Regions from separate parts of the Homo sapiens genome. Here region 1 is linked to region 2. A link is an interaction called in ENCODE POLR2A ChIA-PET data of the cell type or tissue named here. Cell type or tissue: Caco-2. All regions are shown on one strand. Links, peaks and the distances in the headings refer to the core of each region. The heading gives the core; the rest is flanking DNA. Region 1 overlaps LINC02613 (long intergenic non-protein coding RNA 2613). Region 2 overlaps ATL2 (atlastin GTPase 2).

The links. Peaks named below come from ENCODE experiments on the same cell type or tissue, not always from the same donor. Only the 100,000 strongest peaks of a DNase experiment are listed, where the experiment ranks them.
Region 1: POLR2A ChIA-PET joins it to region 2 with 12 read pairs; 2 of 35 experiments call an interaction of 5 or more read pairs at or near these places.

Annotation. Positions count from the first base shown.
Region 1 is chr2:38,489,954-38,505,426 of GRCh38, forward strand. LINC02613 (long intergenic non-protein coding RNA 2613) reads right to left here. Exons shown (of 5, transcript NR_110259.1): 2 at 6,322-6,525. Among named protein-coding and RNA genes, the nearest start is that of LINC02613, 18 kb to the right of the region's middle. In Caco-2, for the core only: no CTCF peak of the experiment used is centred there; DNase peaks (open chromatin) are centred at 7,479 and 10,318.
Region 2 is chr2:38,336,925-38,352,397 of GRCh38, forward strand. ATL2 (atlastin GTPase 2) reads right to left here. Exons shown (of 13, transcript NM_001135673.4): 2 at 6,344-6,588. Among named protein-coding and RNA genes, the nearest start is that of ATL2, 33 kb to the right of the region's middle. RefSeq lists silencers at 6,309-6,509, 8,169-8,369 and an enhancer at 14,626-15,126. In Caco-2, for the core only: no CTCF peak of the experiment used is centred there; no DNase peak of the experiment used is centred there.

The DNA of each region.
Region 1 (15,473 bases), core at 2,984-10,983, 150 kb after region 2:
CACCCATCTTCCCACAGCTGCTGGACCACACTGTGGGTCTATTTAGCAATGGAGGCCCCCACTGCACCTGTCATTCTTTTTTCATATCCTACAAGTAAAAACAAATTCAACAAGGCACTCTGGTGCAATGCAGTCTGGATTTGCCAGCTGTTTATAGAAGTTGTCTGAAAGTGCCAACTGCCTGGCCCTTGGAGCCCACAGGACAGAAGAGACCTTCTTGTCAGGGGAAGAACTGCTAAGGCCATGGGCTAGGTTCAGATGCAGCTTCTCCAATAGAGAGGAGATAGGAATCTCCCATCCAGCCCAAGCAACCTAGGGAAAGCCCCTGGGGTCACTTTAGACAATTCTGCTCCTTCCACCAAGCGAGCAAACTGAGGCTCGGAGCTTAAGGCAGGTGGGAAAGATCACATACCTCAGAGGTGGTGGAGTCCAGATTCTAGATCAGGCTCTTCCTACCATGCTGTATGTCACAATCACCCTCATTATCCAATCCAGGGTCCTCTGCAGCTGTGTGCAGGCCTCATTCTCTCATGGAGGGGCCCCCCGGAGTCAGCCCACCCATAGGTATCTCGAGTTTATGGGAGGTGAGGGTCCTGCCCTCCTGGGTTCTCCAGGATGACTGGAACCAAGAAGAAGTCTTGAGGATACCAACAATACAAGTTCAATTGTGCTGCCTTATCACCCGAGATTTCTAGATGGCAGGGTCACTTTTTCTAAGTTTGGTTGCCCAATTTTCAGTGCCTCCGCCAAAAAAAACCCGTGCATGCTCAAGTAAGTGCAGATATTATTAACATCTCATCTCCCTTTCCCAACACAGCAGAAACAGGGGCTCAACATAGATAATAGTGAAGTCCTATAGTGGGGCGTGTGTGTGTGTGTGTGTGTGTGTGTGTGTGTGTGTGTATGGATCCCTATGTGGGGTTCTGGGTTGAAAAACCTGGCAGGGGAGTTTGATAAACTGTCCTTACCTTTCACAGGATTCTGTGCAGTTTTGTGATAGCCAACCCATATGGGTCAAAGACTGCCATAAACTATGGACCTCTAATAGACAGCAGATAGAATACATAGCAATTTATACCCTATACTTGCTGTAATGTCAAAGTTTCAGATAATTTAATATAGAGGAATTCCAAAAGTAGTTTAAACACACACACACCATCATAAAATGGTGTTAAACCTGTCCTTCCCTGGCCCAGGTCAGGATATTTCAAGACGTACTTATATCCCCCACGTCTCCTCCTCCCCAGTCCTGAGCAGTCTTCTACTGCCCCATTTGGTCATGGTACTACCCTTGACCCTGATCAGAATTATTTAAAACAATGCAACTAGCCTTGCCCGTAAGGATTCATGTGTCCACTGATTGGCCTCCATATGGAAGACACTCCTTGGTTTCTGCTGTTTGCTGGAATTATTTTGCTGTGTCTGAGAAGTTGTTGAAGGGATGGCTTCATGCATCTATAGGCTCTATCTCCTCTGCACAGCTGTGGCAATGTCAGCCCTCAAGGTAAATGCAGTGAACGCCATGCGAGAAATCCCCGGTTGGAGACAAGATGCTGTGAGATGAGGATGACATTCCAAATAGTGCAGCAGGCATTTGGAGATACAGCCCAAGAAATTCCAGAGGGCATGCAAATTACTGCCAGCTACAGTAGATACTGGGACATGTGGACGGATGGTCTGAGGGTGGATGATTCCAGAGGGAGTCATTTCGGGAATGCACAATGACCCTCTCAGAAAGCAGTCAGCCAGAAGAAGGCCCAATGAGGATCCAAGAGTGACCTTGTGGTCCTCAACCTTACTGCCTTAGTAATGGGTGGAAAACAATCTAAATATAAAGGCATTTCTTTTTCTCCACTGTGCTTGCCTTGCTCAATTTGCAAGTCCAGGGACAAGGCCTACTATCTGGGATGTCAGAGAGCTAAGACTCCATTCTTTAATCATCCTTATTTTTAGTCATGGGAACAAGGGATTTGAATTACTATGCTATCATCTCCTTGGGCTAAAATGCATCTTCTACTAAGAATCTTCATGGAAACATTAGGTCTGATTTTTTTTTTCTTCCATAACCTTTATTGTTGGGGGCATAGGTATTCTCCAAAAACTACTGTTAAATAATCCAGATTTGCTAACCCATCTATAATCTTGTTCTGATTCCCTCTTTAGTTTCATCTTCTCCGTCATCATCATTACTCCACAGATCACTTAAATCCCCCTACTTGCACACCTACTACCTAGAGAATGTTGTTTTCAAAAGTCATCTTTCCTTTAATAGATAACTGCACAGAACAGCAAGCGTTATGCTCGTCATGGAATTTGGAGAGCAGGCTTGCATTTGGGAATTCAGCAGTCAGCAAAGGTGCTGGTCCTTTTTTTGGAGACCTGTCAGTCTTCAGTTGAATATCAGAGTACACTCCTGACCTGCTGCAGTTTGCATTCAGTGATTTTGACCTTTCCAGTAGGGTGTGTTGCAATGGTGAACTTCCTATTGGCTCAATGAGCCTCATTTGGAATCAGTTGGGTAATTATGTCTTTTCTGGCTTCCCACCCTTTCTTTTTTTTTTTTTTTTTTTTTTAACTTGCTATTAAAATTCATTTTTATTTTTATTTTTTGGAGTTGCTTGAATATATTTTAATAATTTTTAGATACTTTTTTTCTTTTTTTTTTTAATTATACTTTAAGTTTTAGGGTACATGTGCACATTGTGCAGGTTAGTTACATATGTATACACGTGCCATGCTGGTGCGCTGCACCCACTAACTCGTATCTAGCATTAGGTATATCTCCCAATGCTATCCCTCCCCCCTCCCCCCTCCCCACCACAGTCCCCAGAGTGTGATATTCCCCTTCCTGTGTCCATGCGATCTCATTGTTCAATTCCCACCTATGAGTGAGAATATGCGGTGTTTGGTTTTTTGTTCTTGCGATAGTTTACTGAGAATGATGGTTTCCAATTTCATCCATGTCCCTACAAAGGACATGAACTCATCATTTTTTATGGCTGCATAGTACTCCATGGTGTATATGTGCCACATTTTCTTAATCCAGTCTATCATTGTTGGACATTTGGGTTGGTTCCAAGTCTTTGCTATTGTGAATAATGCCGCAATAAACATACGTGTGCATGTGTCTTTATAGCAGCATGATTTATAGTCATTTGGGTATATACCCAGTAATGGGATGGCTGGGTCAAATGGTATTTCTAGTTCTAGATCCCTGAGGAATCGCCACACTGACTTCCACAATGGTTGAACTAGTTTACAGTCCCACCAACAGTGTAAAAGTGTTCCTATTTCTCCACATCCTCTCTAGCACCTGTTGTTTCCTGACTTTTTTATGATTGCCACTTACCACCCTTTCTAATTAGTGTGCTTTACCTAACCTGAGCCAGCAGCAACTGTCTCAAACTCTCTGCATCCCTTTCTACTTAATCTAAGCAGCTTGCTTGACTAGACAGTAAATATCAATGGCTAAAAGACTCAGAATTCTTCCTCCCCCTCTCTGTCCTCTCCCATTTTTCTTCTTCCTTGTCAACTTATGTGATAATAGTACCTTGATTTTTTTTTGTTTTTGTTTTTGTTTTTGTTTTGTTTTGAGATGGAGTTTCTCTCTTGTTGCCCATGCTGGAGTGCAATGGCATGATCTTGGCTCACCACAACCTCCGCCTCCCAGGTTCAAGTGATTCTCTTGCCTCAGCCTCCCGAGTAGCTGGGATTACAGGCATGCGCCACCACGCCCAGCTAATTTTGTATTTTTAGCAGAGACGGGGTTTCTCCATGTTACTCAGGCTGGTCTCGAACTCCCGACCTCAGGTGATCTGCCCGCCTCAGCCTCCCAAAAGTGCTGAGATTACAGGCGTGAGCCACCACACCTGGCCAATACCTTGATTTTTAATCATCCTTTTTATCTTTCCAGTTAGTGTCACACCTTTGAGTTCATCTGGGATAGGAGGGGAGAGGGGGCGGGTTGGAGGGCTGGTCTGAGTGCCCTCAAGATGAAAGCATTTCCAAGGCAGGGTCACCTGCTTAGACAGTTGCCCTGACCCCCTTCCCGTGTGGGAAGACAGGACAGAGCCCACGCAAATCTTCCTTGCAGTGGAGATGACCGAAGTCTGGCTCTTGGGATGCGTAGCTTTGATGAAGGTCACTCAGAAGCTGTTGGCAGGTATGAGCTCAAAACCTTGCTTGCTCTCATCCTACACATCTCCATGAGTTCAATGCTTCTCAGAAAGTTCTAGTCACAGAACCTTCACTTGAAACGAAATTCAAGCAGAATTGCACTGTTTGGAGCAGATAGCAGCTGAGTAGCTGAGAGCCAGGGATGTGGGGGTGCCAGGAATAGCCTTCCCCTCAGTCTCCCCTTGCCCCACCCTCTGTCCCTGCAGTACCCCCACCAAACATCCCAAGAACCACTGCCCCCCAGACCACGCAGCCTCCTTTAGCCAAAGGGTGTTGTAAGCTGAGCCTTCCCTATCCCCTATTCCTCTTTTCCCCAACCAGAGAGGACAGATGCTCCCAAGTAAATGAGCTGAAATTCAAGTCAGAGACATTCCTAGGGGCTGTTTACTTGGTGTTCCATGCCTAACGGGTTCGGATGTGTCCTCTGGCTGAATCATGCCTCTGATGGTCCAGCAGATGCTGCCAAGAAGCAGGGTTGGCGTTGGGCAGCAGGGTCGCCACTGCAGACATGTGGCATCTGATACCTCCCCACCTGCTTGACCCTTCCAGCATCTCTCCCTTCCGCAGACAGATTCCTGGCTCTGTTGTTTGGGGTTTCCTCATGCCTTCTCATCCTTTCTGTACTGTGTCTGCACTGAGTCTGAGATCAGGGAAGCATCTCAAATTACAGAGCAGGGATTTGGGAAAGGAGAGAAGATATGGAAATGTTGATACCCAAGAAAGTCCTGCTTTTAAAAAAAATTATTGGGTAGTACTCAGCAAGCTTCCAGCGGAGCGGATAGTAGACTCCACATCCCTTTGTACTTAATCTAAGAGGCTTGTTTGACTAGGCAATCTAGACATCTCCTGCGAGCAGCAGTAGTGTGCCGGACCTGGAGTCAGAAGCCTGGTTCTGCTTCCAGCTCAGCAGTGAACAGTTCCAGTGACGCTTTAAACTTGGCCTATATTGTTAATAAAATAAAATGTCATTTCCAAGGCCTCTTCTAAGCTCTATCTTTGTGTTTAACAGGCCACTGATAGCTTACTGCCTGGCAGTAAGTCCTCAGCCCCCTTCAGAGCAAAGGGGTCCAGGAGGCTCTTTCAGTGAAGTTGTTCTGGACAGTGTCCTGCACCTTGAATGAAATCAGCCTTGTAACCTGGCTCAGGCCAAAAGCATCCATACACTGGACCAAGGGAAGCTAGTCACTAGTCAGGTGGCCCATAGCCACTCTATCCAAAGGGGACCCTCCTTATTGATGGTGACCAGACCTGAGATTCTCTCATGCCAGGAAGATGACTGAAGTTCTTACAGAGAACATGCTGGAGCAACCCAGGAAGACAGGGTAATCTGAACAAGGACTGCCATTGCTCTACTTCTTCAGGGCACACCCATAGGCCAGTTCCGGGAGCACTGTGACCTAGCACTCAGTTTCTCATGTGGCCTTATGGTCAACACCCATCACCAGAGGAAGGTCAGGCCCATCTTGTCCTGGCAACCTAGTATCACCTGGAGGCGATGATTCCATTCTATTTTGCAAGGAGGTCATGATGTGTAGGAGGTAAGTCCTGGGTCTTAAATCAACTGAGATTGCAAATCGGGTGTTGAGCATTACTCCTTGTTTCTAACCCTACACATAGGATTAACTCCACGTGGGTCAATGGAGCAAAGATTTCTTCAAAATCAGGAGCCTGAGTAGTTTATTACTAATAAGGTGACCTTGAAAAAGATGCTTGACCTCTGTCTTAGTTTCCTCACCGCCTGATAGGGACAATGTTGTTCAATCTACCTACGTCCTAGGGCTGCTGTAGAAAGAAATCAAATGGAATCACGTACATGAACATACTCAGTCATACAATGGACTAAGTAAATAACTGTCCTTAAAACCCAGAGAGTGAGGGGCATGAGACAGGAGAGCATGGAACTAACAGCACTGGCTCTGGAATCAGACTTGATTGAGTTCAGATCATGGCTCTGCCAATTCCTACAAGAGTGACCTTGGACAAATTACTTAGCCTTTCTGGGCCTCAGTTTTCTCATCTGTAAAATAGCAATAATATAGCACTTACTTTATAGGGTTTCTTAATTAAGTTAATGTATGTCAAGAGAAGTGCCTAGCACATAGTAAATGCTCCCAAATGTCCATTATTATAAAGAATGCCACATACCTCTGGCCAGAAGCACATTCTGTGGGCTCCCACAGCCCTCCTGTGCCCATAGAAGGGAAGCACTTGCTCTGGACCTTGGCATTCTTGAAGGGATGCGTGGTGGGTCTTCCTCCAGCAGAGATGGTTCCTGGCCTCCTATTCTGGCACAGTTGACTGTGAGACCACGTGCAACTTCCACCTTCCCAAGAGCTTCAGTTTCCTGCCCTAGAAAAGAAAGGCATTCGTAATGACCTGTCCCACAAATGGTCACTTGGATTGCCTCATTTGTGGTGTCCTGGACAAAACCCCTACTCCACGATTTCCTGGATGTACACCCTACTGCAGAGGGGCGCATGAGCCCACGCATGCCACCAAATCAGCAAGAGAAGTCGAGTAAACAACCCTGGGCCTAAAGAGCTCCCTCGGGAAGGCATGGAGAATTATTTTTGCTTTAAATATCTCTAAAGAAGGTTTAGAAAAGGGACTCTCCAGCTTTTCCTTTGCCTTTACGTTTTCTGGTTAGGAACATTGAAATTTCCTATCTTGAGTCCAGGATGAAGTGGACATTTTTAAAGGGGGTTTTATTTCCAGAACACAGTCTGTTCTTCTCAGCAAAGCCCTTAATTGGAAACAGTTGTCACTGACCCCATTGGCATGCCCCAGGGTGGGGAGGGCATGCACCCAGCCTGCAGTGATTTTGCTCTGCCATTTCCAAGGAGGCAGCCTGAAGAACTGAGCCCCATATGCTGGGGGCCTCGCTGGGCTGACCAGTCTGCTTGGTAAAGGGCCGGGGCAGAGGGTGGTTTCAGCTGTGCACACTTGGTTTCTGCAGTGGTTCTAATTCAGGCTGTCCAGAGACGATCATCTGGATGACCCCTAGAAAGTTCCCCTCTGGAGCAGGAGAACAGGAGAGGAAGAGGGTGGCCATTGCACTTAGAGTGACTCTTCTGTGTTGGGTTAGCTGCTGGCTGGATTTCTGCACTTGGCTGCAGCCTCTTGTAGCTGATACATTCATACCCAGCCAGAATGACAGCCTTGGCTGCAGGTTTGGATTTCCTAACACCCAGATGTGAGCTGTGAGTGGCACACAGCAGTGACCAGTTCCTAATATTTGCTCAGATGACACAAAAGTCTTTGTCCTTGAAGCAGATCCCAAGCTAAACCTTGGACTCTGTCACCCCGGCTTCCACAGATGCTTGCTTCATAAGTCCTAAGGTAAGAAATAGCACAGCTCCATCCTCCAGCCTTACCACGAACGGATGCCAATGTGCAATCTCAGGAAGCTTCTGTGTTAGGAAGATGCTGCCGGAGCACTTGCAGTGAGTGACCCGGATCATGCAGGCCCTGTCAGATGACTTATGTCACTTTCCTCAAGGAGAAAATTACACTCTTTATACTTGGCTGAGGGGAGGAGGCATTGAGGTTTTCTTTGTGGAGGTAAAAAAAAAAAAAAAAAAAAAAGTTTTGCAGATTTTGCCTTTTTTAACCTCAAAAATATTTTTAAATGTAAGATGTTTTCTGAGGTAGAGTCTACGTGAGGTGTGACACTGTAATTGTGAATCCCACCATCCAGCTAAGCTAAGGCCTATGGAGCATAATTCACTCTTTCCTTCAGCAAATATTTGAACAGTGTAAAACTAAAACAGCCCATTCATTAAGCAATGTGCAAGGTTCTCCCGCTGAAATATCCTGGAGTCATAAGATTTGATCGCTGGGCTGCAGCAGTCAGTCTGATTAAGACCTTCAGAGACCATGAAGACAGGACCCATTAAGGAACCTCACCCCAAATTAAAGACAACACCAAATTGCATTTTTTTTAAGCATAAAGGAAGGAAATCAAGGATCTGATTTTTCCTAAAATGAATGTTTCAGTAACAAATAATCTCCACCTCTCCCATCTTCCACCCCCACTTATTCCCATCCCTCCACCCTCTCTCCACCACAATGCTCATCCACCAGAGGAAAGTGGGGGTGGGGCAGGGGTTGCACTTGAGTGACAGATGTGAGGTTATGGCTAGAAAGTGAGAGCTTAACCCCAGGGGAGAGAGTGACTTCCTCTCACAGCAAAGTGGTCTAAAGTAGGCCAAGGCAGCTGGTTGGGCGAGGAATGAGAATTCTCAAGAGGAGATGAAATTGATGCTGTAATCTCAGAGTGGGGAAGACGTAGCGGACTTTAACTCAGGAAGTTTCCATGAAAGAATTGAGAGCCTATGAGAGAGAAATACTGGAGTGAAATCAAAAGAGTTGACATGAAGGCCATGCAGAAAATTATCTTGATTCTTCCAGGAAACTAAGGACAAAAGCAATAATTCAGTTTCCGCAGAGAAATGTGTGTTCTTGGGGAAGAGTGGAGGAAATCACTCAAGGAGAAATATTGGCTTTTAAAGTCACTAGACTTAAAGACAGGGTTGGGGTCATGGAAGGGAACAGAAAACTAGAAAGGCTTGGAAATAACTTGGTGATATTTTTGGTTGATACAAGCTGAACTTTCTTTTTCTTTTTTTTTTTTTTGAGATCGAGTTTCATTCTGTTGCCCGGGCTGGAGTGCAGTGGCGTGACTTTGGCTCACTGCAACCTCCATCTCCCGGGTTCAATCAGTTCTCCTGTCTCAGCCTCCTAAGTAGCTGGGACTACAGGCACACACCACCATGCCTGGCTAATTTTTTTTTTTTTTTTTTTTTTTTGTATTTTTAGTAGAGACAGGGTTTCACCATATTGGTCAGGCTGGTCTCGAACTCCTGGCCTCAGGTGATCCACCCGCCTCAGCCTCCCAAAGTGCTGGGATTACAGGCGTGAGCCACCCCCGCCCCAGCCTATACAAGCTGAACTTTCTAAACTCTAAATCCCATAGTCTTTGGTGGACTGCATCCTAGATTCACCTTTCCTTAGCTGTGTACCAAGAGTTTGGATGCAGTAGGCACTGTGGGGAAGGGGCACTGTAGGAGCCACAAAGCGGAAAGGGTGTGAATCCCAGGGTACCCTTTGGAAAAGCCGTTGGGAGAGGGTGACCTACCCTACCACACAAGGGACAATGTAAAGTATCTGCAGGCTTCTGCTTGTGACTGCCCTGAGGCCCGGTTTTCACATAGCAGCTTTTCTGTCTATTTGTTTTACGTATTTCTCTCTAAATAAGTTTCTTTAGCTGTTTAAAAAAAAAAAAAAAAAAAAAAAAAGACAGTTCTCAAAGCAAGGTTCCCTGGACCAACAACATCAGCATCACTGGGGATCTCAGAACCTGACCCAGTGGTCTGCCCGGCCCAGACCTACAGAAGCAGAATCTGTAGGGGTAGGGCCAGCAATCTGTATTTTAATAAGCCCTTCTTGCGATCTCGTTTGAGAACCACTTGTTTAGCAAAACGGCAGGCCCATTGAGCTATCAGAGTCTTAAATATTTCACCCTTGTGCTATTTATGGGTCTATTTTTGGCTTTTGTATTTAAACTGCCTTTGCAGAAATGCACAAGGTTTCTGTGCCATAGAACTCAATGTTTCCGGGGTTATTATGCATATTACTGAATCCACAATTTTAACCTTGGGGGTGAGGAGGAGGTACAGCAGGGCCAGCATGTAATTTGATCAACTCAGTCTTCCTTCTTTTTCTAGGTTGAGGGGAGTGCAAAACAGTACACAGAGATGTGGGGAGGGGGGCTCCGGCTGCATTTGACTTCCCCTGAGCTGTGTGTCTGAGGCAACTGAGAAGTACCCTTAAGACCTACACCAGCTGGCTCTTGCCTTTGGAAACAAGTGCTCAGAGGCCGGCATGTGATCCGCCAGCAGCAGCTAGGTTGCTCACATGCTTTCCATCTCCTTTTCCTTTCCAAATTCAATTATCTTGCATTTCTCAACCCTGAGTCTCCTCCCTAACCCCAGGAAAAATGGGATTTTAGAGCCCTGGAGACTCAGTTATGCAGTTATCCCTTAGCCTCCTCGCTCCTCCCAGCCAAACATTCCAACTAGCACTCTCCCTAACTGGATTCCAGACCTGCCAAGACATTCCAGGACAGAGGCGATTCCTTCCTGCTGGCTGCCTGGCTCAGGTTGTCGAGCCAGATATGTGAGGCCAAGCACAGGTATCTGTTAGAGAGGCCAAGAGATGCGTGATCCCTGCAACCTCTGGTGCAGAGGAGCAGGCAACCGGGGCTTGTGCAAAGCTTGGAGACAGCGAGGAGCAGGAGAAGACTGCGTGTTATGTAAGGGAAGCATGTGGGTTGCGTGCTGCTATTCACCTGTTGCTAATTAGTACACTGCCTGTCAGGACTCAGGCGAGGAAAACATCTTCCTCCGACGCACGCTCACCTCGCTGTCAGAGTGAAGACATAATGATCCAGTCTAGAAGGGTTCTGTCCAACAGAAAAATTTATTGAACCACGTGGTATGTTAGGTGCTGAAGATACGAGATGAATAAACCAGGGTCCCTGCTCACAAGGAATTTGTGATCAAGAAGAGAGACGAAAACAAGTAAACAGTTGTGTACAATCCATGTGATAGAGAAAGCAAAACTACCTTTGGTGTACAAAAATCCTACACTGCTTTGAAAGTTGAGTCAGGCCAACTCAGAGGTCCCTTCTAGAAGTGCGTTCTAGGCAGGGAGAACAGTAAGTGCAAAAGTTGGGGAGTGGGCCTGGGGTTCTCAAATCCTGAAATGGCAAAATTAAGCTAAGGTTGCTATGCCAGGTACAGAGTCAGGAAGGCTGCTTCCTCTGGACGGGGCCAGCAACAAGACTCAAAATGTGAGTAGGAGAACCCAAGGAAAAAGTAGGTAGGAACAGGTCAAGACATGGACAGAGAAGGGTGGGGAGAAGTGGCGTGCAGGGAGATTGCTGGGATCATGAGCTAGCACTGAGGCTTGTCTTTGTGAGCCTCTGCAGAGGACGCTTGGGAGCAGGAGCCTAGCATAGAAGGCAGGGTCAGGTGCTGGGCACAGTGGCTCATGACTGTAATCCCAGCACTTTGGGAGGCTGAGGTGGGTGGATCACAAGGTCAGGAGTTCGAGACCAGCCTGGCCAATATGGTGAAACCCCGTCTCTACTGAAACTACAGAAATTAGCCAGGAGTGGTGGCATGCACCTGTAATCCCAGCTACTTGGGAGGCTGAGGCAGGAGAATCACTTGAACCTGGGAGGCAGAGGAGGTTGCAGTGAGCCGAGATCATGCCACTGCACTCCAGCCTGGGCAACAGAGCAAGACTCCGTCTCAAAAAAAAAAAAAAAAAAAAAAGAAAGAAAGAAAGAAAGCAGGGTCACAAGAGAGGCAACTGGAGTCCAGAAACAGTTTAAATCCCCCCCTCAATGGCGTTCTGTATTCGGGAAGGCACTAGCAGGAATGAGAGGGATAGTCCAGGAGTGGAGAACCGAAATCTGCCCATTTGTACACAAGATAAAGTTTTGAAAAAACACCAGGGAGCAAAGAATATACAAGGGTTGAAAAGTTTACAAAGCAAAAAACAATCCCGCAGAGGCATGTTTTGCTCTATTTCCCGACCTACAAAGAGATCTTCCCTCAAATGTCAGGCTCTGGCCCCAGCTCTCTTTTCCTCTCAATGTCACTCTCATGGCCCCACCACCTGGGCTGTGACTTCAATGACCATGAACACCCTCAGCCTCCAGACCAGCCCCTGTCCCAACAGACAAGTGCTTACTGGACACCTTCACCTTGAACTCCCATGGACACTGCAACCCCAACATGTCCAAAAGTGAATATGCCATCACCAGCCCTCCCCGCCATCCCCTCGCCATTGGGCCCTAGCTCAGGGAATGGTACCTCAATTCACCTTAATGCCTGACCCAGAAATCCAAGGAGGCCTTTCTCTCATCTCCTCCTTCTAATCAAATTATTTCCTAAACCACTCTGGAGCCTATTCACCTCGTATAGTTTGCTATTGCTGCTGTAACAAACTGCCACAAACTTAGTGCATTAAAACAACACAAGTTTATTATCTTATAGTTCTGAAGGTCAAAACTCCTACAATCAAGATGTCAGCAGGGCTGTGGTCCTTCTGGAGGCTTTAGAAAAGGATCTGCTTCCTTGCCTTCCCTAGCTTCCAGAGGCCACCTGCATTCCTTGGCTTGTGGCCCCTTCCTCCAGCTTCAAAGAAAACAGCAGAGCATTGTTGGGGCCCAGAAAATAATATCCCAAAATGAAGGTCTCAGAAGCAGCCTCAGAAGCAAAAGTCACAAGATTTGTAACCTCTTCAATTGCTCCTATAGATAACATAACTATTGTAAAACCTAAAATTGGTGTTTGAGGGTATCTTTCAGACCTTTCATTTTGATGAACCAGCTGGTGCCATCCAGACCAGTTAACCCATTACCAAGAAACTGTCTCAATTGGTCTTGTGACCCCCTACCCAGGAACTGACTCAGCACAAGAAGACAGCTTCAACCCTCTGTGATTTCCTTCCCAACCCAACCAATCAGCATACCCATTCCGTAGCTCTGCCTCTACCAAACTACCCTTAAAAAACCCTAGCCTCTGAGTTCTCAGGGAGGTGGACTTGAGAATTATCTTCCGTCCTTCTGCTTGACTGGCCCTGTGATTAGTGAACTCTTTCTTTGCTGCAACACCTGCTGTTCTCAGTGAACTGGCTTTTCTGGGCAGCAGGCAAGAAGAACCCATGAGGAAATTACATTAGCATTAGATCATAATCTTTTTGTCCAATCATATTTCTACATGGCTGTCCATACTTTTCTGAACCTAAGCATAAACATGGACAATTTCCCCTGTATCTTTGGGTCTTCATTCTGAAGGCTCTTGTGTTATACATAGAGCCTTAAATAAATAAGCCTTAAATATGTTTATATGCCTTTTCTCCAAGTAATCTGCCATTTGTGAGTTGATTTTTCAGCAAACCTTCAGAGAGTGAAGGGGAATTTTCCCGTGGCCCCTACAGTTTCAACAAAGTTCTCTCTTCTTCCATCTTTTAAGGATTCTTGTGATTACCTTGGGCCCACCCAGATAATCAAGGATAACCTCCCCATCTCAAGATCCTTAACTTAATCCAAGTCTTATAAAGTAACATTTTCACATGTTCTGGGGATTAGGAAATGAACGCCTTTAGGGGGGCCATTATTCTACCTACCACACACCACTTCCTACCCCAATACCACTGCCACCATCTCCTTCATTTGGAGTCACCAACACACTCCTAAATGCATAGAAGAATCACAAAGTATTTAATGAGGGGGAAAACAAAAGAGAGAGAAGGAGAAAATAAAGAGAAGGGGAGAGAGAAGAAGAAAGCCTCTTCCCATAGACTCCCTGAAGCAAAGGATGCCTTTCATTCCCAATCTCTTACCTAGTTTCCTTGACTCCAGTATTTCCCCCTCCAAATCATTCTTGGCCTTGCTCTTTCCTTTTGCCCTTGCTATTTGCTCTGTCTATAATTTCAATCTCTATTTCCTAACAGTCACCCCCACTCTGCCTCAACCCCTACACAGAGCACCTGGCTAAGTCCTGTTCCTTCAGGTCTCAGTTGAGATGTCATTTCCCCAGGAAGCTTTCCCCAGCTCTCAGGTTTAGGTCTCCTGGGGTCTCCAGTAGGTGCCATTGTACCTTGCTCTTACCTGTCCTAGCCCTTATCTCATCCAAAAGTCATCATCCATTCTCTTGTCTATCTTCTGCTCTGAGCTTTCAACACTGAGAACAAGGTATGAATCTTTTTCCATGTTTCCCCCCAAGTACATTGTACGGTTCAATAAATATTTTCTGAATAAGATTTAAAAAATAAAATAACACTTCGTTTCATTCAACCTCTTTGGAAGCCAGATCTGATCTAGTTGCTTGTGTTCAATGCCAGCCCCAGGTCTTGCTCTTTATTGATGCTTATTACCTGTTGCTGGCTTGATGGGAGGGTGTGGTGACAGTCAATAGATGCATTCCAGGGGGAAAGGAGGGGGCAGTAAACAGTTCAGGGCTTCTCAGTTGGTCCCAGATCAGGAAGACAACTGAGGACAAGGCCCTGGCAGAGAGGCCTGGAAGATTTTCCAAAACTGGGATCCAGAAGAGAGGTTTCCCCTCTCAGGTCACATAGGCAAGGCTGGACTCTGCTGTCTGTAATTTCATCACTGGCCAGAGCAGGATTTCTGAGATGTAATAAGAATTCCAGGACAGCACACATGAGGCAGCAGGTGGCTGGCAGCCTTATGCTAGATGAAGCCTGGGTGGCGAGGCAGTTCCCCAGCAGGGACACACACTAGGGGGGCCCACATTCCTTCCTGCTCCACCCGCCGTAACCCACCTCCCCTTCCCCCTTCTCATCTGTATTTCTGAATGCCAGGCCCACTCAGGCCAGACATTTAAGACAGCACCACCAAACTTCTAGCACCTTCAACAGTTGTCAAGACTGATGAGAAAAAAAAGAAAGAAAGAAAGAAAAGAAAATAAATTGTTAGCAAACGACTCTTCCCCATCTGTTTTGATAGATGAAGGATTGACAAGATCATAGTTTGTCTCCTTCAGGAGTTAGTGTGGCCAATACAAATCATATCAAAAGTACTTGTTAATTTAGTTTCTGTAGACTAGAAGATAAACAAGTATCTCTTTCTCTCTCTTCCTCTCTTTTTACTTTAAAAAAAAATTTAAAAAATATTATAGGACTTTCACAGCCAAAGTCAACTTTTCACTTCCTTTTCAAAAATTTCCTGGAAATTTTTGTTTTGGTTTCTTTTCACAGTTATGTGATATTTACTTATTTGTTTTTCTCTTAGTGAATATTTAGGTTGTTCTGGGTTTTTTCTTCTTTCACATAATTCTATAATATATTCTTCTGCATATCTTATGTACACATGGGAGAATCTCTTAAGTGGAATTGATGGTTAAGTACTTCCACATCTTTACTAGATAAGTAATTACTAAATTACTATCCAAAATGGTTGCATCAATTTATACTTCCGCCCACAGTGTACATGTTGCTCTGTATCTTCTCAAATACTTTGGCAAATGGTTGTTTTTTTACCAATCTTAGAGATATAAAATGGTACCTTGCTTTGCTTTAATTTACATTTCCCCGGCTACTACTGAGATTGGCATCTTTTCATGTATTTATTGGCCTTTTAGATTTCATCTTCTGTGAATTGTCTGTTCATATCTTTTGCCTAATTTCTTATTGAGCCATTTATCTTTTTCTAATCAATATACAGTTTGGATTGTATATAAATTTGTCTATATGATTTGAAT
Region 2 (15,473 bases), core at 4,397-12,396:
AGCGTCAAACTTGAGTCTGATGAAGTCTCTAGATTCAACTAACAACTTACAGAAGATTCACAGAATGCAGAACATGTAAAACTACACCAACGGGATGTAATCTGCAAATCCAGAGTGGGAAACCCTATAACCAACAATCAGTATCTTCAACAAATAAATTGCCAAGAAAAAGAGAGGGAGGGAGGGAAACCTAAAATGCATTAAAACACTTTGAAGACAACCAATCACAATGTGGACTATTAAAAAAAACAAAAACAAAAACGAAAAGCAGTTGAGGTGGCCAGGCATGGTGGCTCACACCTGTAATCCCAACACTTTGGGAGGCTGAGGTGGGAGGATCATTAGAGGTCAGGAGTTCCATACCAGCCTAACCAACATGGTGAAACCCCTATCTCTATTAAAAATACAAAAATTAGCCAGGTGTCGTGGTGCGCACCTGTAAACCCAGCTACTTGAGAGGCTGAGGCAGGAGAATTGCTTGAACCCAGGAGGCAGAGGTTGCAGTGAGCTGAGATCACATCACTGCACTCCAACCTTGGCGACAGAACAAGACTCTGTCTCCAAAAAAAAAAAAAAAAAAAAAAAAAAAAAAAGGCAGTTGAGGCAACTTGAAAATTGAACACTTAAAAGACATTAATATTAAGGGATTATTATTTCTATATTATTGTAATGTTCAAAAAAGTCCTTATTTTTAAGAGACACATACTGTAATATTTATAAATTAATTGATCACAGGGATTTACTTCAAAATAATATATAAGGTGTAGACTGAGTTAGATTATAGATGAAATGAGATTGGAATTGATAAGTGCTAAAAATTGTTTAGTATATGGGCATTTATTATATTATTGCCTACTTTTACATGTATTTATTAATAAAATTCTTCATAATAAAGTTTTACAAAGAAAAAACAGGAAATGGTATAAAAGTAGAAGCAACTCCATAGAGAATTAAGAATCCTTATCTAGGAGAATTTAGTAATAATAGCTATCACCATTACTTAGCATCAATATCGTAAGCACTGTGTTTAGTTTCATGTATATTATATAATTCTACTAAATTAAGTTTTGACCATTGTAAACTGATTCCTAGATTTCAAACTACAACAGCGAGACGTGACAATCTAATCAGCATTTTTCTAACAGTTCCTACAGACACTGGAATAATCTATTTCACTTTGAAAAGGTTTAAAATCATGCAGCCATAAAAAAGGATGAAATTATGTTCTTTGCAGCAACATGGATGCTGCTGGAGGCCATTAGCCTAAGCAAATTAATGCAGGAACAGAAAACCAAATACCACGATTTTACTTAAAAGTAGAAGCTAAACAAGGGTACTCACGTACACAAAGATGGCAACAACAGACAACGGGGAGTACTAGAGGGGAGAGGGAGGAAGAGGGCAAGGGTTGAAAAACTATTGGTTACTACGCTCAATACCTGGGTGACAAGATCAATTGTACCCCAAACATCAGCATTAGGAAACACACCCTAGTAACAAACCTGCACATATAGCCCCTGATTCTAAAATAAAAGTTAAAATTATTTTTTTAAAGTAAACACTTTGGATTGTAACTCAAGTATAAATGAGCCCACACTGATATAAAGGATGGAATGAATAAATAAATAAATAGGGAGAAGATACACCTCTTCCCAACAGAAGAATCCTAAATAATATATTTAGATGTCTTCCTCCTATCAGAAGGTAGAGCTTAATCCTCCTCTTTCCCTGTTCTTTGAGGTTGGGGTGGAATTAATGACTAAAAAATATCAAGTCTGCAGTGGTGAAACCTGGCAAACACTAGCTTAACCAACAGGTGAAGAGTACCATTCCTAGCAGTACCACGTGACTATACATACCCCCAGATACAATGTGATGAGAAGGGTACTTGACCTCAGGAGTATTCTTTCCAAAATCCCATCACCCCAGTCTAACCATGACAGAAATGTAAGACAAACTTAAATTGAGGAACGTTCTTCAAAATAGCTTACCAGTATGCCTCAAAATAGTCAAGATCACCAGGCTCACACCTTTAATACCAGCACTTTGGGAGGCTGAGGCGGGCAGAATCACCTGAGGTCAGGAGTTTGAGACCAGCCTAGCCAACATGGTGAAACCCCATCTCTATTGAAAATACAAAAATTAGCTGTGTGTGGTGGCAGGCACCTGTAATCCCAGCTACTCAGGAGGCTGAGGCGAGATAATCGCTTGAACTCAGGAGGCGGAGGTTGCAGTGAGCCGAGACTGCGCTACTGCACTCCAGCCTGGGCAACGAGGGAAACTACGTCTCAAAAAAAAGTCAAGATCATGAAAAAAGGGAAAGGCTGAGAAACTCACAGACCAGAAGAAACTAAGGAGACATGACAGCTAAATCTAGGAATCGTATTCTGTATTAGAGATCCTGGAATAGAAAGAAGAGCACCAATGGAAAAACTGCAGAAGCCGGAACGAAGTCAAGGACTTAGTTAATAGTAATGTACCAATCAATATTGGTTTCTTAGTTTTGCAAATGAATCACACTAATGATAACATTAGAAGAAACTAGGTAAAGGATTCAGGTATACAGGCTCTCTTTGTTATATTCCAATATAAAAAATGTGTTTGAAAACTTAAAAAAATATGACCTCTAATATTGTGTTAAAAATGAAAAAAACACTTCTAAAAAATCAGCTGACAAAAAATTGTAGTATCAAAGCAAAAACCCATCAACAGTTAAATGGATAAGCAAAATGTGGCATAATCATACAGCAGAATATTTATTTTTATTTTATTTATTTATTTTTGAGACAGAGTTTTTCTCTTGTTGCCCAGGTTAGAGTATGATGGCACAATCTCGGCTCACTGCAACCTCCACCTCCCAGGTTCAAGTGATTCCTCTGCCTCAGCCTCCCAAGTAACTGGGATTACAGGTGCATGCCACCGCGCCCAGCTAATTTTTGTATTTTTAGTAGAGATGGGTTTTCACCATGTTGCCCCAGCTGGTCTCGAACTCCTGACCTCAGGTGATCTACCCACCTCGGCCTCCCAAAGTGCTGGGATTACAGGCGTGAGCCCCAACACCCTGCCCTCATACAGTAGAATATTAAAGCAACAAAAATAACGCAAAAACATGAGTACATCTCAAAGTTATAATGTTAACAAAATAAGCCAAACACATAATACCTATGGTATGATTTCATTCACGTAAAGTTCAAAAACAGTGAAATGAACCTGTGGTGAAAAGTTCAGAACAGCAGTTAGTTTTGGTGGGGGGGGGGGGGGGGTAGACATTAACTGAGAAGGAACACAAAGTGGGGGTTGTTCTGTATTTTCATCTGGATGGTGGTAGTAAGGGTGTATACCTATGTAAAATTTCATCAAGCTGTACACTTAAGATTTGTGCACCTTTTCTGCATGTAAATTATACTTCAAAGGAAAAAAATTTTTAAGGAAAAGATACATTTATCTAAAGCACACCCCTAAATAAGCAAATAAGAATTAGAAGTGGGGGGGGCAGGGCATAGAATACTTGAGTGTAACATTTATTTAGGAGGGGAAAGCCAACATCCCCCACACCATAACCATACCCACCAATTCTGTCTTTGATTACAGATTTTAATCTCCTCTTATAAAACTACTCACTACTTTCATCAACTGCATACTTACATACATTGACTCAAGTCAACACTGAAAACTTAAACTGTCAGTATGTCACTACTCTACTTCTTTCAGCTAGCATCCCACCTGTGCAGGCATACAGGTTAATAAAATAAATCCAACTACCCCATTATTTCTCCTTCTTTACTTTCATCTCATAGGAAAAGCATGACCCACCACATGATCAGTTTAAGTGGAGGCACATTATCCAAAAATCAGATACCATTTAAATGCAATTTTTGATTGACAGAATAAGGTGATTTATATCAGGAATTCTATAGGGCAATACTATAAATGAAAGCCAATAAAGACATTTCAGCTTAGAAGCCACTAACTAGATGTATAACCTCACTCAAGCCATCATAACCTTTGCATGGCTTCTGCAACTCCCCCAGGAAAAGAGAGTTCCGTTTGTGCAGAGATTGCAAATACACGGCAATGGGGGGCTGCTACTCCACTCTGAACAGCCACTACTAACTGATCAGAGATGGAAACAGAAATGGCACCTGAGGTGAAACTTATCTGTCATTCCTAGATAAGTGATCTAAGCTTCCCTCCCCTTCTAACTTTCTACTGTCTGTGACCTACTTGGAACAAAATACATTTGCACTAAACAGCTTAGACACAGATAGATACAATATACACAAGCTAACTTAAGGACTTAAGAGGACCTCAAAATATAGAAATCCTTTATCATCTTTAAATGTACAGTTTTTTTAAAAAATATGCCACTACTTAAACATTTCTCTATTTCAGATGTAAAATTCTAGATCAAGTCTAAATAGGAAAACTTTAGCTGAGCATGGTGGCTCATACCTGTAATCCCAACACGTTGGGACGCTGAGGTGGGAGAATCACTTGAGGCCAGGAGTTCAAGACCAGCCTGGACAACATAGTGAGAACCCCATCTTTACAAAAAATTTAAAAATCAGCCAAGCATTGTGGTGCATGCCTGTAGTGCCAGCTACTTGGGAGGCTGAGGTGGGAGGATCACTTGAGCAGAGGAGGTTGGGCTGCAGTCTACTAAACTGACACTAAAAGCCATGTTCACACCACCGCACTCCAGCCTATGTGACAGAGTGAGATCACGTCTCAATCAATGAGACAAACTTTAAAATGATGTACCTTTCTCAATGTCCCAAACATGTAAAACAAAGTTTTCTAATATAAACTATGCTATTGATACTCAGGTATATTTGAGAAAGCCTGAAATGATCGCCATGAAAAAACTTTACTGAAAAGCTTCCTGGAAAACCAAATGAGAATGTTTACCTTATTTCTTACCTCGAAGAGAATGCACACCCAATTACAAATGTCACAGAACTCATAAAGGTGAGCACCCTGACAGGTGTTTAGACAATTACCTAATTCTGTCAAAGTATTATTTCTAATAATTCATGTGGCTTCTGAATGTCAAAAGTTCCCTATATAGCAATTCCACTAAGTGCTCCACTCCAAAATTTCCAATTCCTTCTCCTGTTCCCTTTCAAACTCCCATTCCCTCAGTCCAACTTGCAATTATCAGAAAAACATTCCAACTCGAGTGAAAAAATTTTTTTTGCTTTTTTTTTTCAGGAGAGAAAGTCAGAGTCAGGGAGAGATAGGTAAGTAGCAATTGTCTGGTACCATCTCAAAGTGAAAATGTATAGAAGGGAAAGAGATTCATCAATTAAAATGTAAGTATCTCCTAAGACCCAGTTCTTGTGCCAGGTGCTTGATAATCAACAGAGGGCCCACCCATGACAGAGATTAAAGTAGCCAGAAAAAAATAAGCAACTAAAGTAATATCAATAAAACATACAACCTGTACCATGAGTTAGGAAGAGGATGTAATATAGTCCTAGATGTCAGGGAAGGCCCCCATGAAAAGATGAGCCAAGAATACCATAATATTTGAGGAAAAAACATGGCATACTCAAGGAACAGCAAAAACTATAGTTTATTTGACATATGAAGGGCAAGAGATGAGATTCAGAGATCATGGATGGCTGCAGAAGCCACTCTAAGGAACTGGACTTTATCTCCAAAGGTAATAGTCACTAAAACTGACTTGTTTGAGGAACACAGATATACTTTTTCAAAGGTCTCTATCCACCTACTTTACTCACTGTAAAGGTGGCCAAAAGGAAAGTGTGAAGAAGTAACAAAAAGGGAAAGAAGATAAACAGTACTTCAGAGACTTCTAGGATATACTCAGACAACTTGGGTTAGAGCCACAATGCCTGGAACACAGATGCTCAATTATATGTTTCCATATGCAGTATATGCAGAAGGGAATTATGGCGATGAAGAATCAAGAGCTCAAACTTACATTACTGTATTGACCAGGAAGTCCTATAAAGAATTATATTTCTATAGAATTAAAAATGCAGTTCTGTCAGCCTGGACAACAAAGTGAGACCCCCATAGCTACAAAAAAAAAAAAAAAAGTTTTTTTAAGAGTTGGGCATGGTGGCACACGCCTGTAGTCCTAGCTTCTCGGGAGGCTGAGGTGGGAGGATTGCTTGAGATTGGGAGGTTGAGGCTGCAGTGAGCCGTGATCACACCACTGCACTCCATCCTGGGTAACAGAGTGAGACCACTTAAATTAAAAAAAAAAAAAAAAAAAAAAAAAAAAAGATATAGTTCTGGTTTTTGTCTATTTTTTTAACAGGCATGGTTGGTACTTTTTTCTTTTTAATTGGGTTCAATTTAAAAGACTATTCACCTTGTTATACATGTATCTAAGCATGAAGTCCAGTAGAAATGACTTCCCTTTACGAAAAGCTCCTGCCACAGATACCACTACTATGTTAAGATCTCGTATGTGCTCCTGTAGCAATATCTGCTCCAAAGCTTCTTCATCAAGTTCAAAGTTATGGTCATCTTCATGAGCAAGAACAATCTGTACTGGACATGGTTTCTTCATAACCTCATCAGAATTTACTAGGTCATCATCTTCATAATTCTCACCTAGAATTTAAAAAGAAAGAAACTGGTTACTTTAATCCCTATATTACGAACTTTCATTAAGGACCACAACTAAAGCAAAATTTCAAGTAAGTAATTGCCCCCTCCCCCCATTATAGATCATTATAATGTTCCTTTGGATTTCTCACTCCCTCTGTGACAGGACAAAGAATGCTGATAAGATTTCCCACTTGATATGGTTGGCTGTGTCCCCACCCAAATCTCATCTTGAATTGTAGCTCCCACAATTTCCACATGTTGTGGGAAGGACCCAGTGGGAGGTAACTGAATCATGGGGGAGGCTCTCTCCTGTGCTGTTCTCATGATAGTGAATAAGTCTCACGAAATTTGATGATTTTATAAGAGGTTTCCCTGCACAAGCTCTCTTCTCATCTGCCACCATGTGAGATGTGCCTTTCACCTTCCGCCATGATTGTGAGACCTCCCCAGCCACGTGAAACTTTGATTCCATTAAACCTCTTTCTTTTGTAAATTGCCCAGTCTCAAGTATGTCTTTATTACCAGCATGAAAATGGACTCATACACCATTATACATACAGATAAACAATAATACTAAATATGGCCTCTATCTCAATGAAGTCTTAACTTCATTGAGAATGTTCATGTCAACAGCACCTGTTTCTGAGCCCTGTATTATTCTGTAAATAACTTTTCCAACTGTATGCACACATAAACTAAAGAGGGGAAAAATCAATTTCACCTGATACTTCAAATCCCAATTTTCCCTGTAAGCATCACCTAGAAAATTCACAAACATTACTCTACTTTACAAACATTAAAAACATATATTAAAATTGTTCATGTGGCTGGGTGCAGTGGGTGTAATCCCAACACTTTGGGAGGCCGAGGCAGGCAGATCACCTGAGGTCAGGAGTTCAAGACCAGCCTGACCAACATGGGGAAACCCCGTCTCTACTAAAAATACAAAAATTAGCTGGGCATGGTAGCGGGCGCCTGTAGTCCCAGCTACTTGGGAGGCTGAGACAGGAGAATCGCTTGAACCTGGGAGGCAGAGGTTGCAGTGAGCTGAGATTGCACCACTGCATTCCAGCCTGGGCAACAGAGTGAGTCTCAGTCTCAAAAAACAAACAAAAAAAAATTATTCATGTTATTTTTCATTCTGAAACTTAAAGGGGAAAATTAGGGTTCTAACAAGTTTCCAAAAATGATACTTACAATGAGTCCCTAATTTAATAACAGTAACCTAGTACTACTACAGCCTCCTCATTAAAGCAAAGCACAGGATTAATGTTTCATTAAAGAAGAGTCAGTGAGATGCATTTATATCTCAGAATTTCATCTCCCACTGGAGCTCTTTCTCACCAAACACTACAGCTGTTATAGCTCCCGAAAACAGCCATATAAACCCTTCCTTTGTTCACCACAACACATTAAAATAAGGTAACCTTTGCAGACATAACTTTACTGAATAGTGACGAAGAAGTACAGAGAATGTAAATAGCAGAGATAAACTTCCAAAGTCTAGGTTTCTGTTCTTCTTTAAAAAAAACACCTAGCTTCAGAGGACACATACCTTGTCTGACTTTCTTCTCTACCAACTGCTTGATCCCACGTAGCAACTAGTTACTCCTGGGGACCTTATCTTCTCCCACATCAAAATTTCTAAGAGATCCCCTCCTTGAGCCTGTCTACTAAGTGTCAGTTTCCACTCTAAGGACACATACGGTATCCACTGTTTTCAATGCAATCAATGACTGTCCTACTCTGAGGAGAAAGCCAGTCCACTAAGGCGTGGTACATTATTAGTGAACAGTTCAGTAATACCTTATCCACATAACCAATATTCACAGAGCAAAGATTATATAACTACATTAGTGGATTTTTAATCTTATTACCAAAAGAAGCATCTCACTTATCTGATTTGCAAAGACTATTAGAGCCTCTACCTCCACATCACGAGGCACCTTTAACTGTATATAGCAAAGTCAACAGCACTATTTCAAAATGTGCTGAAAACAATGACAATGCATTATAAAGAGCAAGCCACTTCAAAGGAGAATCTTTGAAAGTAAAAGCAATCAATATTTAGTTAAAGGGGACATTATCACTGCCTGTATCAATGGTATATAGCAATAGTCAGGTATGCTATTTGAATGCATGCAAAAAGTGAACTTTCCAGGAAAAGTTGCAATACAGTTAAATTCTAAATTAACGTCTCATTAGGTAGGTCCAGATAAATAACAAAACAGGATGCAAACGGTATAAGTTTCTAAGCTTAATTAGTGGTTTAAGACCATGAAGTAGGGAGCAAACTGCCTCGATGCATGTCACTTAACTTCTCTGCACCTGTTTTCTCATCTGGAAAATGGGTGTGTGTCAAACAGGCATAGCATTACCTAACTCATAGGGTTGTCATCAGGATTCAATGAGTTGAAATATGTATGCTACGCAGTAAGCACCATAGGTGTAAGTTAACAGTAATTTCAAAATAACCAATCCAACAGGAGAAGCTTTTATTTTCCCCTTGAAATGCCAAAATGCTATGGTGATTTTCACTTGACCAGTGTAGCTGCGTACTGACACTGCCATCCACCCATCTGCTCTGGCACAGACTTGCTGGCTGTCCTTGACATATAGAGATACGTCTACGTGTCTTTTACTTACCCCTAAATCTAATCAATAACCACCTTCTTAATTTGTCTTCATTTCTGAATCTCTATTGATAATATTCCTGCACTTGTCACTGCCACAGTACCTCACACTGTAGCATCTAACTGGTTTCCCTTCATTAATACTCTTGTCCTCTTACCCAATCCAATCTAATCTCCACAGAGTAGCAACTAAATAATATAGTTACATGTAAAGTTGACCAGGTTACCCTCCTTAAAATCACTGTTACAGAGGACTAATGACTAAAATCCTACACATGCTCTATAAGGTCCCGTACTCACCGCCAATCTCTGTTGCCTCTTTTGGTGCTATTCTTCTCTTTAAACCAGCGGTCCCCAACCTTCTTGGTACCAGGGTCTGGTTTCATGAAAGACAAGTTTTCCACAGAAGGGGGAGCAGTGGTTTCAGGATAAAACTGTTCCATCTCAGATCATCAGGCATTAGTTAGATTCTCATAAGGAGCACACAACCCAGATCCCTCACACGTGCAGTTCACAATAAGGTTCGCGCTCCTATGAGAATCTGATGTCACCATGGGTCTGACAGGAGGCGAAGCTCAGGCAGTAATGCTCGCTCGCCTGCTACTCCCCTCTTGCTGTGCGGCCCAGTTCCTAACAGGCCACGGACGAGTACCAGTCCACGGCCCTAGGGTTGGGAACCCCAGGTTTAAACTAGGTAGCCAAACTAACCTTTCATCAGATCCTCATGCTGCTAAGCTCTTTCTAGACTCTGCTTTAATATTCCTCTGCCTAGAGTACTCTTTCCTTTGTTGTTTCCTAATAAATTCACACTTACTCCTTAAATCTCAGCTTAAAAGACACTTTCCAGGAACAAGAATCTTCCCTGAGGCTTCCAACCAAGTTTAGTCATTCTATACTCCCCAAATTTTAATCTATCACTTGAATATTTATGTAAGTACTTATTTATTAAATGTCTCCCCTCTTGGATTGCCAATTTACCACTTAGTTTCCCATCATAAGCAGAAAATAGACAAACAAAAGAAGAAAGCCCTTAAATACCTTACCATGGCTTCTATAGTCGTATGCGATCTGGGCCCAGCCTCCTCTCCATAGCAGAGGGCCTTATAAAGCACATGTCATCTTACAACACACTCCTATTCATTCCCAAAGCCTGGACAATCTGGCCTTCTTGCTGTTCCCTGATGAAGCTAACCCTGTTTCCCACCTTAGAATTTTTGTCCTGTGTTGTCCCCTATCTGGAATGCTCTGTCCCTAGAAATTCACATGGCTTATGTCTCCATCATCCAGCTCTTCAGCTCAAATGTTATCTCCTCAGCATGGCCCTCCCTGACCACTCAATCTAAATCACAGATCCCTTTCCTTAACACTTTAATGAAACAGGTTTATTCATAGTTTTTTTCAATTCCTAAAACAACCTTTTTTCATTCGTTTAAATGTGTACCTGATATCTCCCACTCCACAGAATGAGTGTGCCACTAAAGTAAGGATCCCAATCACCCTGTTAACCATTCTCTACCAGCACCTACAACAGTGCCTGACACCTAGCCTAGCAGGTTCCTTGTAAATATTTCCTGAATGAATGAAATTTAAGCATTTTACTCAGGAGTCTTACATCTGCCCTTACCTTTTTTTTTTTTTTTTTTTTAAGGCAGAGCGCTCTGTCACCCAGGCTGGAGTGCAGTGGTGAGATCTCGACTCACTGCAACCTCTGCCTCCTGGGTTCAAGCCATTCTCCTGTCTCAGCCTCCAGAGTAGCTGGAACAACAGATGCCCAATGCCTCGCCAAGCTAATTTTTGTATTTTTAGTAGAGACAAGGTTTCCCCATGTTGGCCAGGCTGGACTCAAACTCCTGACCTCAGGTGATCCACCCATCTCAGCCTCCCAAAGTACTAGGATTACAGGCATGAGCCACTATGCCTGGCCCTGCCCTTACCTAGTTTATAAGCAAATATGATAATCAAATAGCTTGGGGAAATACCTCCGACAACTCAAGAGTATTAAGTATACGTAACACAAAAATTCCATAAAAATTATGAAGCTTGGCTAGGCGCGGTGGCTCACGCCTGTAATCCCAACAATTTGGGAGGCTGAGGAGGGCGGATCACCTAAAGTCAGGAGTTTAAGGCCAGCCTGACCAACATGGAGAAACCCCATCTCTACTAAAAATACAAAATTAGCCAGGAGTGGTGTTGCTTGCCTGTAATCCCAGATACTCAGGAGGCTGAGGGAGGAGAATTGCTTGAACCCAGGAAACGGAGGTTGCGGTGAGCCAAGATTGCGCCATTGCACTCCAGCCTGGGCAACAAGAGCGAAACTCCATCTCAAAAAAAAAAAAATTATGAACCAAGTAAAACACTTTAAAAAAGAACTCAAAAGTAATAACTGCTAAAATATCACAATGACCAAGTGTGGAGGTTGGTGATTTTGCTAAAACAAACAATAGTTTTGCTCTTATTGTAAAGAAAGCATTAGTTGGTTTTTTAGAAGTTTAAGAAAAAAAAAAAACCCAAAAGCCAAAATTGACAAATGGTATCTAATTAAACTAAAGAGCTTCTGCACAGCAAAAGAAACTACCATCAGAGTGAACAGGCAACCTACAAAATGGGAGAAAATTTTCGCAACCTACTCATCTGACAAAGGGCTAATATCCAGAATCTACAATGAACTCAAACAAATTCACAAGAAAAAAACAAACAACCCCATCAAAAAGTGGGCAAAGGATATGAACAGACACTTCTCAAAAGAAGACATTTATGCAGCCAAAACACACATGAAAAAATGCTCATCATCACTGGCCATCAGAGAAACGCAAATCAAAACCACAATGAGATACCATCTCACACCAGTTAGAATGGCGATCATTAAAAAGTCAGGAAACAACAGGTGCTGGAGAGGATGTGGAGAAATAGGAACACTTTTACACTGTTGGTGGGACTGTAAACTAGTTCAACCATTGTGGAAGTCAGTGTGGCGATTCCTCAGGGATCTAGAACTAGAAATACCATTTGACCCAGTCATCCCATTACTGGGTATATACCCAAAGGACTATAAATCATGCTGCTATAAAGACACATGCACACGTATGTTCGTTGTGGCACTATTCACAATAGCAAAGACTTGGAACCAACCCAAACGTCCATCAATGATAGACTGGATTAAGAAAATGTGGCACATATACACCATGGAATACTATGCAGCCATAAAAAATGATGAGTTCATGTCCTTTGTAGGGACATGGATGAAATTGGAAATCATCATTCTCAGTAAACTATCGCAAGGACAAAAAACCAAACACCGCATGTTCTCACTCATAGATGGGAACTGAACAATGAGAACACACGGACACAGGAAGGGGAACATCACACTCTGGGGACTGTTGTGGGGTGGGGGGAGGGGGGAGGGATAGCATTAGGAGTATACCTAATGCTAAATGACAAGTTAATGGGTGCAGCACACCAGCATGGCACATGTATACATATGTCACTAACCTGCACATTGTGCACATGTACCCTAAAACTTAAAGTATAATAATAAAAAATAAATAAAATAGGAAAAAAAAAACCCCACTGGGCAGAAAACCTTTGTTAACTCGAAAATTCACCTATATTAGTTGGCCAGTCACTATGCAACCAAGTTTATTAGCACAGACAAAGACAGGCCTTTCAAATAGACAGAATGTGTCTACATATTTGTCACCATATCTAGTCTACAGCCTTTTACAGAGAAGGGTAGCAAATAGATTTCAAAAGTATAATGGAGCCTAACAATGATGTGATACACCTGCATCTATCTACTTACTCCCCATGGTGATTTCTCTACCAAATATGGACTAAATACAGATAAAGTACTCCATCAAACACTGATATAAGCAAATGAATAAAAGAGAATTGTATGTAAATTTCATTAGGATACCTGTAAATACTGTACTAGCATTTAGTGATTGCCTACAATTAAAAGTCTCTAAATTCCACACCACTCTAAGATTTTAAACTGAAGTTACGTCCTGTGTATAGAATAGTGATTTTATTTCCATTCTTCAATGCCAAAAATTTACTAAGACAAGTAGATTTCAGCCCCCCAACACATTTTTGTGATTCACAGTTCCAAGTCAGTTTTCCCTACGCTAGCCCCCAGATGGGTCTTTCAAGGTCAAAGCTAAAAGACACCTAAAGATGATCACCTGCTTCTCAAACATCTCTCCACACATTAACACTAAGGTACCTACCTAATATCTATTTGCCACACGGCCTAACAAAAGAAAGGTGTCTTAGTAAAAGGACCTGTGATTGCCAGGGGTTAGGGGGATAGGGAGGGATGAACAGGCATAACACAGAAGATTTCTTAGGGCAGTGAAACTATTCTCTATAATACGAAATTGGTTGATACCTGTCATTATACATCTATGAAAAAAACCATTGAATATACAACCCCAAGAGTGAACCATAATGTAAAACTATAGACTTTGGATGATAATGATGTGTTAGTGAAGGTTCATTGATTTTAACAAAAGCACCACTGTGGGTGAAACGCTGATGGCGGGGGACAGTGTGTATATGGAGTGGCAGGGAGTACGTGAACTACAATTTCGCTTCATATTGCTGTGAAGCTAAAATTGCTCTAAAAAAAAAAACCAAAAAAGTCTATTTAAATAAGACACCTGTCTTTTTGTTGTCTAATCACACATTATCTTAAATCTGCCAAATTCAGACACTCAGCATGTATTCCAACAGCAAAATTTACACTTCAGGGCTGACCTAGATCCTCAGCAAATTTCAAGCTTAATTATAAACTAAGATAATAAAAAAGTGCTACAAATCTTCATTATAATAAAATGTAGCATTAATGTTAGATTACATCAACCCAAAACTAAACTTATAAAAAGAGAACAAAGAATAATTCACCTTTCAAAAGGAATGAAAAGTATATTTTATTATTCACATTCCAAACAAAAACTTGAAACAAATTTTCATGGAAAGTAACCTTGATTCAGTCTATTCAGTCTACTTATAAAAAAATTAGTTATCCCACAAAAGCTAAGTAACGTGTTAGTGCCTAGTACTTGAACCTCAACATTTATATTTCATACCCAAGTGAAAACAGTATCTAAGTATTCAAGTTTATTCTAGCACATATTTTTTAAGAGCCTTAAAGAGGTTATACGATGGTTAAATATATTTCTAGGGATTTATTATAAGGAAATAAGGACACTAATTTTATTCTGGTGGCAAAAATTAATGTTGCGTACCTCAAAACTGGAAAGTGGCCGAACAGTTATTTTAGCCATATACTGACATATTATGCAGCCTAAAAAACACATTTACACTCTAAAAAAATTATACATATATATATTTAATTTTTTTTTTTTTTTGAGACAGAGTTTTGCTCTGTTGCCCAGGCTGGAGTGCAGTGGCACGATCTCGGCTCACTACAACCTCCACCTCCCAGGTTCAAGCAATTCTTCTGTCACAGCCTCCAGAGTAGCTGGGACAACAGGCACCTGCCACCACGCCTGGCTAATTCTTTTGTATTTTTACTAGAGATGGGGTTTCACCTTGATCAGGCTGGTCTCAGACTGCTGACCTCAGGCGATCCACCCGCCTCCGCCTCCCAAAGTGCTGGGATTACAGGCGTGAGCCACCTCACCTAGCCAAAAAAATCTATGTATTATTTTAAACAGCATAAAATTGGCCGGGTGCAGTGGCTCACGTCTGTAATCCCAGCACTCTGGGAGGCCGAGGAAGTCAGATCACCTAAGGTCAGGAGTTTGAGACCAGCCTGGCCAACATGATGAAACTCTGTCTCTACTAAAAATACAAAAATTAGCTGGGTGTGGTGGCAGGCCCCTGTAATCTCAGCTACTCGGGAGGCTGAGGCAGGAGAATTGCTTGAACCCAGGGGTGGAGGCTGCAGTGAGCCAAGATCGCGCCATTGCACTCCAGCCTGGGCGACAGAGCAAAACTCTGTTTCAAAAACAAACAAAAACAACAACCAAAAAAAAAAAAAAAAAAAAAAAAAAACCACCATAAAATCAAGTGGGAAAAGGGCAGACTACAAAGTAGTAAAAATCACCCCCAATTCTATTTTGCATTTTTTAAAACACAGGTATTTGGGGGAGGGAGGATATTTGAGACTTCTAGTCATTAGAGTAACTGGTATCAGACTGGCCCTCGACCGTGGCTATAAAATTAGACAAAATACATGAAGCATTGTTTTTCAAGCAATGGACAACAAGTAGCACAAGGACACTTTCAAGG